Regions from separate parts of the Homo sapiens genome. Here region 1 is linked to region 2. A link is a contact called in ENCODE Hi-C or POLR2A ChIA-PET data. All regions are on one chromosome and are shown on one strand. Each heading gives the region's core, a stretch centred on a gene start or an enhancer-like site at or near the end of the contact. The rest is flanking DNA. Distances are from core to core; before and after follow the strand shown. Region 1 overlaps MNT (MAX network transcriptional repressor). Region 2 overlaps METTL16 (methyltransferase 16, RNA N6-adenosine).

Region 1 (2,700 bases), core at 23-2,522, 110 kb before region 2:
GCCGGAGGGGAGTGTCAGGAGGAGTCAGACCCTGCTGAGCTATAGACAGGCCCAGCTGTAACGGGTCTGCACCTCTCTTCCTGCCCTTCCCCAACCCGAGTGCTACTGGTCCCATCGTCGATGGCTCCAGGGAGAAGACACCAGTCACACAACATGTCTTCTACCCTAGAGGACACTGGCTTCCTGGACATTAGGGCCTGTTTTCCACTCACTCAAAGCTGAAGACCCCAGCCCATGGTCCTAGCAGGCTGAACCCAGCTTTATTATACAGAGAGAGAGACAGACAGATAGACAGACACAGAGTCTTGCTATCTCTCCCAGAATGGAGTGCAATGGTATGATCATGGCTCACTGCAGCCTTGAACTCCTAGGCTCAAGCGATCCTCCCAACTCAGCCTCCCAAGTAGCCAGGGATGCAGGCCCCCATCATGGCAGTTTTTCTATCTTTTTGGTAGAGGCAGAGGCTCACTGTTGCTCAGGCTAGTCTTGAACTCTGGCCTCAAGCAGTCCACCCACTTGGCCTCCCGAAGTGCTGGGATTACAGGCTTGAGCCACTGCATCTGGCCCTGAACCCAGCTTTTAGGAAAGAGTGCAAACTAGTGGCCAGAGCTACCCAAAGAAACCAGTTGGTGCAGAGAGAGCTCTGGGGCCAGGGAACTTGATGAGCCCTTCAGGGGAACACCCCCGACCCGCCAGCCGACTCTGTTGCCTGGAGGAGTCAGAATTCCTTTGCTGTGACCACCTAAAGGAAATTTCACCTAGCCTGGGAGTAACCCTTCACACACTTCCGTCCTGCCCTACTCCCCCTGACTACTGGACTGGGATCCTGGGACCAGAGGGGATCCCACAGCTTTTCAAAACGATGGGACAGCTGGGGCGGGAAGAGCAAGCAGCACAGTGGGCTCTCCAAACACCATCTCAAGGAACCTTTGCAATCTGGAAAGTCAGGTCTTCCTCTTACAGAGCAGGAGCTGGTAAATGGAAGCACCTGGATTCATACTTTATCCTGACCACAGGCCCCTTTCTTATAAGCTCCAGCTGAGCCATGGGTGAGTGAGAACTGTGGGTGAGGGGGAGCTTTGAGTACAGCTTCTGCCTAAAGATTTAGTGACAGCCCTCAGATGACAGCCAAGTTATCACTGCCTGGGGAGGGTCTTCATCTGTGTTCCCAGTGGGCACAGGGCCTGGCACTGAGCATGCACCCAGGAAGGGTTAACCCTCACCCTATCCCTTCCCTAAAGCGTCGCTTAGTGAGCTAATGGAAGTGACCCAGCTCTTCCAGGAGCTACCAGCAGAGGGAGCCCGCGTCTCACAAGTAAAAAGGGCAGGCTCAGTAGGGAGGGCTGGATTCCGAACTTTCATTTTAATTAAAAAAATTTTTTTTGAGACAGAGTCTCGCTCTGTCTCCCAGGCTGGAGTGCAGTGGCGCAATCTCGGCTCACTGCAGCCTCCACCCCCCGGGTTCAAGTGATTCTCCTGCCTCAGCCTCCTGAGTAGCTGGGATCATAGGCATGCACCACCATGCCCGGCTCATTTTTGTATTTTTAGTAGAGAAGGGTTTTTGCCATGTTGGCCAGGCTGGTCTCGAACTCCAGACCTCAGGTGATCTGCCCACCTAAGCCTCCCGAAGTGCTGGGATTACAGGCGTGTGCCACCGTGCCCGGCCTGAACTTTTTGAAGTCAACTCTTCTCTTTCAGAAAACAGGACCCAAGACAGCACTCCCTTCCTCAAGGATAACCCCTACCCACCCCACCTCAGGAAGAGACGCAGAGTCAGTCTCCCCTGTGGGGACTGGGAGTCAGTCAGGTACTGTCAGGGTGGAAATGAGAAGCTGGGCCCCCTTGCCCAGCCTGGTCTCCAGCAAGGCCTAGCTAGTGGCTCCCTGACCTCACTTCCCACACCACCTCCTCCCATGACAGCCTGCCCAGGGAGAGAAGACACAGCCACAGGGACAAGGGGCTTCCAGCCCAGCTGAGAACACGGCTCTTTGCCCCTGACCTCCAGCCTCTTCTTCCCCTTGTTCCTTTCCCTTAGAGGACAGCTTTATGGACTCCCCGGCTGACCTGTTGTAACTGCACCCCCAGAGCAGCCCCTCAGGAAGCTCTCACCCTCTGTGCCCAATCCCTGGGGCAACTCCCCTGTACCTTTTTTATTGGATCCGAGTCTAGGACTGGCCCCAGGTGCCACAAGGGTGGCAGATGCTGGGTAAGAACTCTGTACCCAGTTCAGAGGTCTGACTGCAGCTCCAACGAAGTCTCCAGCTAGCCGTGTGGCCTCAACAAGTCACTGGGCCACCTCAATCCTGTTTCCTTATCTGCCAAAATGGGGCTAAGTCTGGCTTATTTACTTCACTTGGCTGTTGAAAGATGAAACAAGATAATGCTTGTAAAATGGTCTGAGGAAATACGAAGCTTTGCAAAAGTTTCAGACCGACCAGAACTGCCATTTTCAGAGCGGCGGAGGCACCGGGTCAGAGCCGCTTGAGGACTATGCTGGGCAGACAGGGTCGAGACAGGTGATCTCACCGCTCCTGCCACATGCTTCCCTACAGGCCTCAGCCTCCTTTTGCAATAAAATGACCCAGATGCTGCAGGCTGGCAGCTCCATCTCAGGTTTCAGTGCAGGTTTATTTCAGTTTTATATTTTATTCCAGGCAAGTGCTTATTACATGGATAGTATTCATGTCTCGGTAACTAAAG
Region 2 (2,700 bases), core at 88-2,587:
TTACAAAGAATAAGATTAGGCTGATCTACATATACTTGTATGAAGAGCGTTCCTCAATATATTACGTTTGAAAAAGAAGTTGAGTAGAAGTATATATGTACATTCTGATTGCATTCTTGTAAAAACAAAACAAAAAGACCCTGTATAAACAGATGCAGAGGAAAAGTCTGGAAGGTAAGTAGGGACTCGATATGCACGCAGGTGGGTAGATGCGTCGGGTGGAGACTTCCTTCACCTCACATTTCTGTATTATCTAAACACATTTAATTACATAATTCCACTTTTTTTTTAACTAAATATGTAAACTCTCTTCATACAAGTGTATGTGGATCAGCCCAGTCTTATTCTTTTTAATGACTGCACTGTACTCGCTTGGGGGGATGTATTACAGCTTTTGTAACTTTATGCAAAATGCTTACAGTATAATGTCAAATGGGGGAGAAGACGACGAATGATTGTATGTAACTACAACTACAACCACAAAAATTCCTACGTATGAATAAAGACAAGGGCTTAGAAAGATGAGATTACGGACTAATTTCATCTTTTAGGGTGAAAGAACTGACTTTTTGTATGTATGTGACATTACCATTATAAATGTAGTTAGGAAAAATATATTTCTCTAATTTTCCCATTAAGGGGTCTATAATGTCTGTATAGTAAAAAATAATTCCTTTTTTGAAAACCAGAAAACAGGTCCTTGGTTCTAGAATATCTGCTCTCTGTAACACAGTGACAGCAATCACCAAAAGATAGTGCTGCAGCTGTAGGGCTCATCATAAAGCTTCAAGAGACATTTTGGGCAAGAGAACAATGTAATTAATGTTTTCCAAGGGCCTTCAAAGAAAGTTGTTGCTTACATAAACAATTCTTGTTATTCAAATATATATATATATTCAACTTACAAAATGATGAACTAGAGCACACAATTTATTCACAAGGAACTATATCCTAAAAAAGTACAAGACATTAAGCTGAGGCTAGTTTCATGGAAGGAAATAAAGTGAACACCAATGAAGAGCTGATTGTTAGACTTTGTTGTTTATTTTCTTTTCTGAAAAGATCCAGACACTAGTCTGAGTGTCAAAAATACTTTTGTTGGGCAAAGTCAAGTCACTCGACTTCACTAGTTAAGAATCTAGGTCACGTTAGCACTCTGGGACATTCAAAAAACCTGAACACAGACAGGCAAGATCTTTTCTCATTCTCATTTCAGAGATCACAGGGAGGCCCAGGAACTAAAATTAGCTCTCACGTGAAAATCAGCAGTTTATTCATTTTCAGTCTTTGTTGTTTGTTTAACACATTCAGCTTCCCAAAATAGCCTATTGTCAACAGGCTCATGGCCGATTTCCCCAGAATGACTCCTGCTCTACCACTGATGAATACAGTATTACCATTACAGATGGATTTTGAACAGACACATTTCTGTAATCCATTGTTAAAATAACAATCATTCTAATCCTGTAGAAGCTGAACCTGATGCAACAAAAACAAAAGCCAAAAGCCTCCCAGTGTTACTCCAAGGTTGGTTTCTAGTCTTTAGATGGTCACTGAGGTGCTAAAAATGGTACAGTCTACCCAGCATGATAAAGCCCTTCCATGCTAGGTCTTTGGTTTAAAAACAAATCAGTTGGCCGGGCACGGTGGCTCACACCTGTAATGTCAGCACGTTGGGAGGCCAAGGCGGGTGAATCACGAGGTCAGGAGATGGAGACCATCCTGGCTAACACGGTGAAACCCCGTCTCTATTAAAAATACAAAAAATTAGCCAGGCGTGGTGGTGGGAGCCTGTAGTTCCAGCTACTCCGGAGGCTGAGGCAGGAGAATGGCATGAACCTGGGAGGCAGAGCTTGCAGTGAGCCGAGATCGCGCCACTGCACTCCAGCCTGGGCGACAGAGCGAGACACCGTCTCACAAAAAAAAAAAAAAAAAAAATCAGTTAAAATAAATAAAAATAAAAACAAATAGGGCTGGGCGCGGTGGCTCACGCCTGTAACCCCAGCACTTTAGGAGGCCAAGGCTGACGGATCACGAGGTCAGGAGATCGAGACCATCCTGGCTAACACGGTGAAACCCTGTCTCTACTAAAAATACAAAAAATTAGCCGGGCGTGGTGGCGGGTGCCTGTAGTCCCAGCTACTCGGGAGGCTGAGGTAGGAGAATGGCGTGAACCTGGGAGGCGGAGCTTGCAGTGAGCCGAGATTGCGCCACTGCACTCCAGCCTGGGCGACAGAGCAAGACTCCGTCTCAAAAATAAACAAATAAATAAATAAAAACAAATCGGTTAAGTGTCACATTCTATTCAAGCTGAACTGACAGTGCTGAACTAAATTGTAGGCTGTCCCTATGGAACTGATTATTGTGAAAAAACACAAACTAAAATCTAATTGCAATGGTCAGATATGATTATAACAAAGCAGTGACATGCAGGGGAGAAAAATAAGATATCAGAGTAGCAATCCTTGCCACCTTACTTATACCAGGCTTAACAACAATATGAGCACCTACCATGAACTCAGTGTCCATAGAATGCTAGTCATTCTACACAACTGCTAACCTTCATGAGGATGTCCTCTCATCCCTCCTTTTCAGGTGAGAAGATTCAGTCTCAGTAAAGCTAAGAAAATTACATAAAATCTCACAGCTAAGGCCGGCCACAGTGGCTCACACCTGTAATCCCAGCACTTTGGGAGGCTG

The links. A loop is a pair of places that touch in the nucleus more often than their neighbours do. ChIA-PET counts read pairs that join two places held with the same protein, here RNA polymerase II (POLR2A). Pooled maps may share reads with other maps.
Region 1: a loop to region 2 is called in a pooled map, with 2.7 times the contacts of the local background. The contact joins two enhancer-like sites. A Hi-C loop is called at or near these places in 2 of 50 pooled maps. POLR2A ChIA-PET finds 5 or more read pairs at or near these places in 5 of 52 experiments (H1, MCF 10A, activated CD4-positive, alpha-beta memory T cell and 2 more).

Annotation. Positions count from the first base shown.
Region 1 is chr17:2,381,464-2,384,163 of GRCh38, forward strand. It overlaps MNT (MAX network transcriptional repressor), which reads right to left. Exons shown (of 6, transcript NM_020310.3): 6 at 2,610-2,700. Among named protein-coding and RNA genes, the nearest start is that of MNT, 18 kb to the right of the region's middle. RefSeq lists an enhancer at 1,358-1,567. Within about 2 kb of position 1,273, at least 6 of the 41 ENCODE cell types and tissues checked have a DNase peak (open chromatin) inside an H3K27ac peak, as active enhancers do.
Region 2 is chr17:2,489,959-2,492,658 of GRCh38, forward strand. All of the region lies in intron 2 of METTL16 (methyltransferase 16, RNA N6-adenosine), which reads right to left. Among named protein-coding and RNA genes, the nearest start is that of METTL16, 21 kb to the right of the region's middle. RefSeq lists an enhancer at 1,139-1,208. Within about 2 kb of position 1,338, at least 9 of the 41 ENCODE cell types and tissues checked have a DNase peak (open chromatin) inside an H3K27ac peak, as active enhancers do.